2 separate regions of the Homo sapiens genome follow, and region 2 is linked to region 1. A link is a contact called in ENCODE Hi-C data. All regions are on one chromosome and are shown on one strand. The core of a region is the stretch at or near the end of the contact, and the rest is flanking DNA. Distances in the headings are between cores, read along the strand shown. Region 1 has its middle 200 kb from the start of ANO3-AS1. Region 2 has its middle 19 kb from the start of ARL14EP.

Region 1 (6,322 bases), core at 2,854-5,353:
TTTGTAAAATTTTAGGCTATTAAAGTTAGCACTCTTTCCTTCAACCAAGAAGTATTTTCTGAGTCCCTATTATATGCCAGAGAACTATGCCTAAACAAACTAGCCAATAACCCAACACTCATGACGCTTAAATTCTAGCAGACAATAATACAAGAGTTAAGATAAATATTAGGCTGGTACATAAGTAATTGCTGTTTTGCACTATTTGCAATAGCAAAGACATGGAACCAACCCAAATGCCCATCAGTGATAGACTAGATGAAGAAAATGTGGTACATATTCACCATGAATACTATGCAGCCATAAAAGGGAATGATATCATGTTATTTGCAGGGACATGGATGAAGCTGGAAGCCATAATTCTCAGCAAACTAAGGAACAGAAAATCAAACACTGCATGTTCTCATCCATAAGTGGGAGTTGAACAATAAGAAATCATGGACACGGAATAGAACACCACACACTGGGGACTGTCGCAGGGTGGGAGGCTAGGGGAGGGAGAGCATTAGGACAAATACCTAATGCATGCGGGGCTTAAAACCTAGATGATGGGTTGATAGATCCAGCAAACCACCATGGCACATGTACACCTATGTAACAAACTTGCACATTCTGCACATGTATCCTGAAACTTAAAAAAAAAAAAAAAGGAATTGTTTTTGTCATTACTTTCAATGGCAGTAATAGGACAATCCTAATATACTGTAATAAAAGTTATGTGAATGTAATCTCTATCTCAGAATAAATTATTGTACTGTATTCAGCCTTCCTGTGATGTGAGATGATTCAATGCTTACATGATGACATTAAGTGAGGAGAATGTTGTAGGTATCGTGATATAACATTAAGCAATATTGACCATCTGTGCTTCTAAATCTGTGTATACCTTATCTACAGGACGTGGCTTGGTGTCACTCACTTCAGTGGATCACTTGCTGAAGACTTTCATATAGACTCAGTGCTATCTGGTGAAAGTTGCTGTCAGTTGGAACACATTTTCTGTCCATGTCTTCCATTCACAAATTGCATGTCTTTCCATCTTACTAAGCACTTATCATACACTGTGGCCAATTGCAGTTTATAGCGCAACAGCAAAACTAGCGCAAACTTCTTTTTCCTTCATTAAAATTTCATGGATAGAAGATTCATTCTTATGATAGAGTTGAGCAAACTCAGCATATGATCTTATTTTCTTATTAAGTGGAGAACTTTCACCTCTTCACTTAAAAGGCACATTTTAGAAATTCTTTATGTCATATTTGAAACGTTAGCATCACTACTCTCATGCTTTGGGACCATTATTAAGTAAAATAAGGGTTATTTGAACACAAAGCCTGTCACATTCTGTCGATCTGATAACCAAGACAGCTACTAAGTGGCAAAAGGACAGATAGCATAGACAGCATGAATATGAGGCAAAAAGGTTTGATTCACATCTCAGGCAAGACGGAGCAGGACAACAGGAGATTTCATCATGCTGCTCAGAACAGCACATGGTTTAAAATGTACAAATTGTTTATTTTTGTAATTTTCTGTTTAATATATTTAGACTACTAGTAAACTGCAACCATTGAAACTAAACAGAAATAAGGGATAAGCAACTGTACATGCATCTTAGAGTATAATGACTATTGTTTCATTTCACTTTCCAATTCTCAGTCAAATTTCTATTTTGCTAACACTAACCTGGACACATACTGGGAAAAGAATTTTGAAGACATAATTTCAGTTTAGCCCAGGTGATAAAATACAACACCCCAAAGAATGGAGAGTTGCCTACGCCTGTCTAGAAATCAGACAAGAAGAATAGGCATTAAATGTGCATTTGGATTGATCAACCATAAATAGTATTCAAAGAGATCACCTACAGAGTAGGTGTAGTTAGGAAAGACAAAACGTCCAAGGACTAAGCCCTGGGGTACACCAAATAGCAGAAGTTATCGATTTGAGAAGAAACCAAATCAGATCCAGGCATACAGGGATGTATAATAAACATATCAAATAAATGCATGAATTTTAAGTTCCAGTGGGCTTTGTCAGGAAATAGCCTAAAGGGATGAGAGAGAAACCTTCTTTCTTCTTGGGAAATATGTAGCAATAAGAGCTTCATATGAGAAATAGACTTTGTATATGTTAATGCAACATTCTTTGTGTTCTGAAATACGTTTTTGAGGGGTAGAAAACAGATCATTCAGTTTTACCTTTGAAAAAATTTCTTACCAACTTCCAACTGACTAGTTCATTGACAAAACAAAGTAAAATTGCTTGTTGAGCAGGAGTCAGATGGTTTGTAGTAGTTGCATCCTAGAAGTCTCGAGAGAAGAGATTTATTTAAAAATATGAGGACTCTCACTATTCTTAGAGGTGCAGTAGGTATTAATTGTACCTTGATTACTACTAATCTGTCTTTCCTGAATTATATGGATTTTATAGCTTGAGATTTCAGTTATTTAAAATTGTATTAGAAAACAAATTGAATACTTAACATCCATGTTTAAATATCAGCATAATTTTTCCCTAAAAATGCTAATATTAGTCTGTTATTTCTGTAATTGTATAGTTTATTAAAATTTTAAGGAAAAATAGCTATAAAATTAATATCAATATTTAGTTCTCAGAATCAATGAGTCTGTAATATTTATGTGTGTGTGTTTGTGTGTGTATTTTTTTTCTTTTTGTTTTCTGAAAGCATTTTCTCTACTGACTGCTGCATGTTGGAAGAAATATTAAAAATGCATCTTTGGTGATAATCAAAAGAATTAATCATAAGTTTAGCTTCAGGCATTTTGGAAAATATGGAATTGGATTTCCTAGTACCTCAACAATTGCCCTTAGTGAGCAATTTAAAAAATCATCAGTAATAAATTGGGTTTGCTTCCATAATAAATGCTGCCTGGCCCAGTGGGACCGAATAAACAAGAGTAGAGAGCAGAGAGGAAATAGGCCTCTTCTCTGAGAGCTTCTAGTATATTTTTTCTTTCTGAATGGCCTTAAGCAGCTCATGACATCTCACTTAATGAAAGGACAGATGAGTTTGTTTTTCATCTTTCATCTAAGTGGAAGCTAAGTGGAGACCTCTTAGCTTCCACTTAGTTCAGTGAATTGTCCTTCTGGAAAGGCAATATATCTCTTATTTCAAGAGATTATAGGTGCTTGATGTTCTCTGTATTATTATAATAGCTTGGTAAAATATGTTTTATAATGATCTGGAAGTAATACTTCAGGTTCCAACTCAGACCAAGTATTAAACAGATCCACAGGATATAAACATGTTGTATTTACACATTTTAGAAGATAGGCATGGTAGTTTTCAAACTGTACAAATTTTTAAAAAGGTTTTATGTCGCTTGCAACCAAGGAGGAGGACATATTGTGTTCTCTATTAAAGGGTAGAGTTAGATTTATATTGATGCATCTGTTTTATATTTTTAGTTGTATAAAATATAGAATATGATCATGTGTCTGCTTCTGCCATTTACTAATTATATAACAGCAGGTGAGTTAAATGTTCTGAGCTCCTCTCTCTCCATATAAAAGGAACAAAATCATACTAAACTGACAACTTTTCATTGAGGATTGGAGATAATTTTTTGAAGCCCCCTAGCAACAAACAAAGCCCATGATAAATACACTACAAATGGTAGTTACAATGATTGGAATAATATCCTTTCTTTGAGAAGGCTTTCATCCCCTTAAGTCATGGTGATTACATCCTTTTATATAGCATTTCTTTTTTTTCAGGTCTAACATTGTATTGTGAAGACACTTTATTACAGAGACACTTTGAAGATGAAAAGTTAAATTTCATTAAGGGATGTTTAGATCAAATGAAAAAGAATAGATTAAGACGTTATTTTTTGAAATATGTGTAAAAATATTGTCATGCTTACTCAAGAGAAGAAATAAAATAGTGTGGTTTTTAAAGTCTTTTTAGATAATAAAGAAACATGAATTTCACATAACCATATATATTATTTTAAAAATAACTTGCTTAAGTATGAAAACATGAAAAAGGAAACTGGCTCCTACCAAATCATATTATGTTTTAAAATGATGCTGAATTTAGCTGTGACACCTGTGGTAAGGTTTCAATTCCTCTAGGAAGGTCTGTTTCAATCTCTGTTTGATATCAGCTGTCAATGGGGGTCACATTCCACCCCCAACTAGGCAGAATCACAGTTAAACATGATATTTAAATACATAGCTACTTAATTCAGAGAGTTTATGATTAAACTGAAACAAAAACATAATCTTTCAAATTGAAAAAAAATGTGTTACGGAGACAACTGTGGACTCAGGATTTTGTTATTCATTATTCAGTACTTTGATGAATATTATCACCCTTCCGATTACCTGTTATTCTGTAGTAATCCATTGAATAATTTTGTGGCTTAAAATAACAGCAATATAATTGTGTTTATGAAGCTACAATTTAGGCATAGCTCAATGAAAACAGGTTCTCTTTAAATCTACCCAGCTACAGCTGGAGTGCCTCTAAAATGGGAACTGAAATTATCAGAATATTTGTTCACTCACATGTCTGGTAGTTGAGTCTGACTGTTGGCCATGGCCTTATGTGCAACACAGACAAGATGGCTCTTAGTGTTTTCTGGACTTCCTCATTACTTGGAAGATAAGTTGCCAGGGTGAGTGTCCCAAGAGAGACGCTGTGCCATGAACAAGCCGTATCACCTTTTGTGATGCAGTTGTGGAAGTCATGGAATATCTGTCACTGTATTTTACTTGGTGAGACTTCAAAAAGTCCTGATCAATTTCAAATAAAGGGAATATAGACTGCAAATCTTGGTTATGAATTGACAAGTCTTGGGAAGAACATGCAAGACAAGAAATCTTGTAGTGCCTTGGAGGGAAAAAACACAATCTGCCAGCCTATGTTTTTTAGTGATCAATGAAGAAGCAGTTAACACCATCAGCAGCAGCATGTATTCAGAAAGTCAACACAGCATAATAAGATAGGTGGGTCATTTGCTTTGAAGTTTCCATAGGTAAAAAACTAGTCTTCACATTATTCTTGAAATGCATTATCCCCAATTTAGACAGTTTCAGAGGTATTAAATAATCCAAGGAAAATTATATATATTTAATATGTAGAATATTTTGAACTTGAAATCAGATCTTTCTGGAGACAATGAAAATATATTTCCCAACTCGATTTATGAGGGTTTGGTAGTAAAGACTTTTGAAAAACAAATTCCATGTCTCCAAACTCTCTAATGATATCATGGGTCACTAAGAAGGAATTAACTTTGGTTTGCCAATGGTATGTGCACATACTTGTTATTTGTTCACATTTTATTTTTCTAAGCAAAATGATTTATGACTTCCTAAAACCTATTAGCTGACTAAGTGACCCTCTCACTCTGAGACAATTAGATATTGTAGTCTAAAGATTATTGAATGTAGAATCAGAAAGCATAGACTTTGGTCCTTGTTGATTTATAATAGAGTGGAAGAAAAAACCCAGAGACCCAAACGTCATCACTGAGTAGCTGAATGAATACTAATTATTTCCATTCAGATTTTTCCATGTGAGAAAAATAATCCTCTTCTGTTTAAGCTACCAGAATGGTCCTTTTGATTTCTTGCAGCTCAATACAGTTCTTAACTGATGTAGATTCTATTTCTTCATTGTCAACAGACTCCTCCAAGAAATTTAATTTTCCACCACAGTTCACAAAGATGTTCCTATCCTCAACTCCTGTGGTTAAAACACATTTCCATGTTTCACAGAAAAAAATGCCAAAATTGTTTCATTTTAATATTAGTAAGAAAGATGAGTTGTTTAACATGGAATTAAAGTGAATAGGTCTCAGACCATTGTAAGACTTTTAAAATAATACAACTATGTATCACGAGAAAGTCATGATAGCAACCCCGTCATGATAGCAATCCCATTTTGGTTTTCTGCCATTTTGTTCCATAAGCATTCTATATTTCATCTTTTTGTTATTATCAAATAGATTATTGCCGAGGACTTCTCCCATGATTTTTTTAAATATAGTGTACTATAAATATGTCTCAGAAATGACACATATAATGCCTCCTTTTTCAAGGTTTACAAAATTTACTAATATATCCTGGCTTTGATAACTTTTGCAGTTTAAGCAGTGATTCCAAATTATTGAATTATATTCTTTGCCCCTGCTGCTGCTCCTGCTGTATATATTTATTAACATTTCTGGGGATCAGCTTTTAGAAATGTTGAACTTAATTATTCTATTCTGAACAGGAGAATTTGCAATATATTTTCTCTGAATCTCACAAGTTTTGGCTGCACACACAAAAAAATGAAAAAATAAAT
Region 2 (6,322 bases), core at 2,854-5,353, 4.3 Mb after region 1:
GGATGGTCTTGATCTCCTGACCTCATGATCTGCCCTCCTTGGTCTTTGCACTTTTTTAAAGACAGCTGTCATTTTGTCTAAAAGCTTTTTGTCACATGGGACATTGCCACTAATCTGGGTTTTGGGGGGTTTTTTGCATCCTAAATACAGTCCTTCAGTTAAATCAAATGTGCTCTTAGCAATTTGAAAGATTTTGTAGCCATTAAAACTCAATTTATGCAGCCAGTTTGAATTGACCATTAGAGGGTTTGTTTGTTTTTTAATTTTTTTGCTTTTAAAATGACTGGTTTTACTTTGAGGGAATGGCATATTCAGCCTTGGAATTACATATTTTTAATAATTTTAACTGTTCACTCACCTGTTACCAGAAGTACATACAGTTAGCTTGTCAGTTCCTTGATCTGTATGATTTACCTGAACACTGGCAAAAGAATATTTCAGCTTTATTCACTTAAGTCAGATGCTAGATTACTTTCTCTAAAGTAAGGAAATACTTCATTATTGAGGACATAAACACTCCAGTTTTATCTGAACATTAGGATCATTAGATCTTAATTGTTTCTACCATCTTTTAGTTTTTCTAAGTATGACAGTGCTTAGGCTTTTCGTAGGGACAAATTAAAATCAGGTTTTTTACTTAAAATAGGAATATTTTTGATGGAATGAATGACTTTAAAATTGCCATATTGCAGCATTTTTTAGAACAGACCTGTAATTTTTCAAAGACTAATACGTTTTTCAAAGGAAAATATTCTTGAGCAATTTTGCTAATATTTGTTCATCATGCCCATTTAGGGAAGCAAACTTTTAATGAGCATACAAAATGTTTACAGAGAAAGGTGTATCTGATTTACAGTAAGCTGTAATAAAGCTATGTTTTGGAAAAATTAAATAATGAGCCCACTTACTATTTTGTAATATAAAATTACAGAAATATGGAATATAATGAAATCATCTAGAGCCTCTTTATATTGTGCATAAATATTCCAGGTGACTATAAATTATTTTAGAATTAATCTAAAAAGCAAAGTTTTATAAACAATTTCTGTTGTGTGTAGATCCTAGTAGAGAAGTTAGGTCACAAATGTTGGTCTCACACAATGTTGGTCACAAATATTAAGGTAGAAATGCATGTATATATTTGAATAAAATGTCATCTCGTGATCTTTTCCTTTTTTTTAAAATATGGAAATAGCTATTTACCTTGTAACATCATATATAGGATTCTTCTCTTTTTAAAGTATTATGTTTAGTTCTATATAACAGGCTGTTATACAACCTGACAGTCTACTCTAAAACTGCCTCCCTGGCGTGATTTCAAGCAAGTAATTTTTAGCAAGTGAATTTTGAAATATCCATATATATATATACAGTGATTCATTATTAAAAACATAATTTTAGTGAGTTCTATTATAGTCTTAACTTTTTGGAAGTAAAAGACCCCTGTGAGAAGGTGATGAAAGCTATGAACTAACTTCCCAGAAAAATATCTGCATTCATGTACTCACAAATATCGATGTTCAGAATTCCTGAACATGTATTGCAGTACCTGGGTAGTATGAAATATTCTGTAAACCATTTTACTTTTTCAGTTGAGTATGGCTAAAGTGTCGGTTGGTTTGTTAAATAGTGTTGTGGGTGGCTGTTTTCAAGAAAAACAAAACCAGAACAGCTCAGTCCTTGAGCTATGACTGCCCTGAAAAATCAGATCCCACTGGCCTCATATACCCCTTCCACCTCCAAAAGGTGATTACACATTGAGTCACAATGTAGAAAACTGATGTCTTATCTGGACTGGATTTTGGTAGAGGTTTTCTACCTCCATGATGTTTGCCCTGCTTATAGCTTAACATTCTTGTGCAAAATTCAGGACACTGCCTTAGTTTTGCTGACATCTGGTATCTTCATGAAAAAAACTGCTCTCAGCTATTACTACTTTCCTTTAATCTCTTAACTTATAAATTTAACTGTGAACATGTAATTATATAATAACCTGCTGAAGTGGATGTTTTTCAAAATCAAATGGTTTCTCTATCATTCTTAGGTCTTGCCCAGCAGCAGTCAACCATATTGGGTGTTAATTTTCAAGAATGTGAGTGAGGATACAGAAATACACACAGGCAATTCTGAGTCTCTTTTCACTTATTTTTATAAAGTGGAGGTACTTGGGAAGTAATGCTCTTATCTATTTTTTTTAAATCATGAAACACAACTGAATACTTAGTTCGAAAGGTAATAGACCTCTGCAAAGTATATGTCCCAATGTGTATTTTTAATGGTATAGTTGTGAGGATTTACTAATCTTATTAAGATAATTTAACTTTTAGAAAAATACAGGAAATTTACTAGATAAAGCAGATTATTGGGATAGCAATAAAACACCTTCAAATACAAAAGGTATTTAAATTTGGAAGTATTACAGTTCTGTGAAATGCCACAACTAAAATGTGTTTTTTCCTCCTCGAAACTACAAGGGAGTGATTTCTTGGTTAAACATCCAGTGATTAGAAACTGCATTTCATGTCATTACAAGCAAACAAACGTTTTATTTTTTAAAGAGTTGCTGGCCAGGCATTGTGGCCCACACCTGTAATCCCAGCACTTTGGGAGGCTGAGGCGGGCAGATCATGAGGTCAGGAGTTCGAGACCAGCCTGGCCAACATAGTGAAACCCCCGTCTCTACTAAAAATGCAAAAATTAGCTGGGCATGGTGGGGCACACCTGTAGTCCCAGCTACTCGGGAGGCTGAGGCATGAGAATAGCTTGAACCCGAGGGGCGGATGTTGTGGTGAGCCGAGATCGCACCACCACACTCCATCCTGGACGCAGAGCAAGACTCTTACCTTAAAAAAAAAAAAAAAAAAAAAAAATGTTACCATAATCTACCTATCCTATCTTAGGTTTTGAAGCCTAAGATACGTTTTATAATAAATAGACTTATTAAAACTAATGTTTGCAAACATTGCTAAACTTAACAAATTGGCTAAGTTTCCCTTTGTTAACAAGCAATCAGTTACGCTGAAGAATTTGAAAAATGCAAATTAAATTGTTTTTTGTTATATTCTGACACCCCAAATTTATTATTTGGTCTTGAAGGTAATTGAAAATTAAATTGGTTATTTTGTCACATAAGATAAAGTAACCAATAGTAGCAGTACTGGTACCATGTAAATGGAGACTACAAGATTCTGGATAAAATACAAATTGAATTTTGGCATTAAGAGAGGTATTCAGGATTGCTTAGTGAATTGTGGTATATTGAGGTTTTTTAAAAATGCTAGCAAGCATCTAGCCATTTATGACTTAGTGAATGAGACTATGCAATGAAAATTTCTGCATAAAATACAGGCCCTACAGTTTGGTGTATGAAAATAAATTTATTATTCCAAAATAGCTCCTGACCTCTCTAAATTGGATGATAGACTTTCCTATAGAAAATGTTGAAAAAGAAACATTTTCTAATTTTTTCAGTAAAAGTTTCCATCTCATCCCCAAAAGCTGTAATTGAAAAAACATGCTTATTTTTTTCCTTGTGTCTTTTAAAGAACTACACATAGATTTTAGGGTCAGTGCTCAACTACAAATTCTTGGCAAACAAAGCCTCACACTGTGTGACATACCGACAACCCATGTTGAGAGGCTCCTTACACCTCTTGATGGGTGGGTGGATGGATGGATGGATGGATGGATGGATGGGTGGATGGGTGGATGGGTGTATGGGTGGATGGATGGATAGATCAATATATCAATTGACAGGCAGGCAGGCAGACACATCCAGTTGGTTCCCTTTCTCTGGAAAACCCTGACTAATACAGTAACCTAATTTGTTTCTATTTCAACTTGGTTCTCAGGTCCTGGCTCTAAAAATCAAATAAATTATAAACTATTAGATTGTTTGCTGTATCTGGCCTTAGATGAGTCAATAAAATATATAGTCAGTCATTTTTTACTCCTTTCTCTTGTTCATATTATCAAGTCCATTTGGTCACTGCTTGGAAAATTCTTGAATCTGCTTTGGGTTTTTGTTTTTATTTTTGTTTCCACGTCAGTTAAAGTCTGGTAGTGTTTTGCATGCCCAGTATCACTTCCCCTTCTGGAATTAGCACTCTGCAGTTGGCCTTTGAGAAACCACCCTTGTAGTCAGCCCATGTGGTTCAGATACAGTTGGCCTTACTTTGTGGTTGTAGGGTGGGTTTATCACAAGTCCTGGCCTTTGAGAATGTAGCATCTCACTAGCCTTAATGAATGTTAGAAGGGTGGATGTATGACTAGCCAGGTCAATCAAAGCCAATCAACTTCAGGCTTACTGAGACTAGAGAAGAAGTGATGCTTTTTTTCAATGAGGGTTGCTAAGTTTACAGGTTTAAGACCAGGCCTACTGGTGGCTAATCTTGGCACTAAGTGAGAATCTGCCTTAGAATGTAAACAACATACGTGAAAGTGGAAGCCAGAGACCAAGATAGATAGAATTTGGGTATCTCGATCCAGTTATGTCTGAAGTCAAACCTGGAATTTTCAGTTATGTGAGTCAATAATTTTGTCTTTTTGCACGATTGACCATTAAGTGAATACAAGGTAATGACTAGATGGAAAGTTAGCTCTACTCATTTGAGGATAAAAGATCAAGGGTAGAATGGCCTGTTTGAAACTCATGCCCTTGGGAACTTTTATCTTCTTTTTTTTTTTTTTTTTTTTTTTTTGAGACAGTCTCGCTCTGTCGCCCAGGCTGGAGTGCAGTGGTGCGATCTCGGCTCACTGCAAGCTCCGCCTCCCGGGTTCACACCATTCTCCTGCCTCAGCCTCCCAAGTAGCTGGGACTACAGGCGCCCAGCACCACGCCCGGCTAATTTTTGTATTTTTAGTAGAGACAGGGTTTCACCGTGTTAACCAGGATGATCTCGATCTCCTGACCTTGTGATCTGCCCACCTCAGCCTCCCATAGTGCTGGGATTATAGGCGTGAGCCACTGCACCCGGCCAGGAACTTTTATATCTTTTAAGGAGAGCAAACAGCTGTGACTTACCCCCACATCTTCAATCCTGCCCTGCAAAATCTTCTCATACCATTCTCATGGACCTTAACCTCCTTTAGACAAATGTAGCATGGCCTATGGTAATTTACCATGAGGGTCTGACATTCTGTAATAACAATAAGGCACTTGTAATTAAGTTACCAATTTAGGGTATTTGTATTGGTGTTACTTGCTTTTAAAGTGCTTAGCATGTTTGAAAATTGGAACTTGGACTTCTCACCCTCCAGAACTGTAAGAATTAAATTTCTGTTGTTCATAAGCTAAACAGAGAATACTTGGATAATTTTCTCTGTCATCCTATGTTTCATAGCTAGAACTCAATCCTAGGTCAAATGAATATAAATTTTTAATAGCTGTATCTGAATTAAATAACTTGTCAGGCAGTTAAAGGCATATCATTGACTTAAATTTGTGGTTTATAACACTGCTAGCAAAATGAAGTTAAAGCATCAACAGCTCCTGTTCTTCTTCCCTTTTACCCTTACAGGACTCTCAGTTCTGTGGTGTGAAAGAGGGGAAGGTGAAACTGGTTCCTGCCAAACAAAAGGGAACTCAGCACACACCTCAACATTTTCTATATGTCATTTCCAGAAATAATGATGCCAAAAAAAAAATCAAATGCATAATGACTTTCTGATACTTGACAGTGTATTTTATAAAGCTGGATATTCTTAATCATTTGTGATACAGGGATATTTAAATGCTTTCATCTTTTTTGATATTTTAGTGTATTGACATTTTTTAACTTTTTTTCAGTTGAAATTACATAAAAATATAGAGTATATTTGGTTAGACGTTCATAGGTTCACCTATTTCTGAGGTTCCTGCTTCAAAACATCTTTATGGTGATATCGACTTTCTTGAAAAAATACACAGTTCTAAAATTGGATAAATTTAGAGAAATAATTTGGTTTGCTAAACCTTGGCTATTAGCCAAAATTTGGGTGAAAATAAAGTAGGACACTTTAGAAAATGAAATTGTTTTTATACTTTATATGTTAGTCCTTTTAGGCTGCTATAATGAAATGTCATAGACTGGATAGCATACAATCCACAGGAATTTGTTCCCCACAGCTCTGGAGGCTGGGAAGTCCAAGATCAAGATGCCACCAAATTCAGTGTCTAGTGAGGGCACTTCCTGGTTCATAAACAATGTCTCTTTGCTATAAACCTCTCACAGTGGGAGGGGCAGGAGATCTTTCGGGAGCCTCTTTTATAAAGGCACTAATCCCATTCATGAAGGCTCTGTCACCATAAGCTAATCATCTCCCAAAGACCCCACCTCCTAAT

Evidence for each region. A loop is a pair of places that touch in the nucleus more often than their neighbours do. Pooled maps may share reads with other maps.
Region 2: a pooled map shows a loop between it and region 1 (36-fold over the local background). The contact joins two enhancer-like sites. A Hi-C loop is called at or near these places in 2 of 37 single-sample maps with no recorded cell type and 4 of 50 pooled maps.

The regions. Positions count from the first base shown.
Region 1 is chr11:26,083,193-26,089,514 of GRCh38, forward strand. No RefSeq gene overlaps it. Among named protein-coding and RNA genes, the nearest start is that of ANO3-AS1, 200 kb to the right of the region's middle. Within about 2 kb of position 4,104, at least 3 of the 41 ENCODE cell types and tissues checked have a DNase peak (open chromatin) inside an H3K27ac peak, as active enhancers do.
Region 2 is chr11:30,338,733-30,345,054 of GRCh38, forward strand. No RefSeq gene overlaps it. Among named protein-coding and RNA genes, the nearest start is that of ARL14EP, 19 kb to the left of the region's middle. RefSeq lists a silencer at 4,236-4,285. Within about 2 kb of position 4,104, at least 4 of the 41 ENCODE cell types and tissues checked have a DNase peak (open chromatin) inside an H3K27ac peak, as active enhancers do.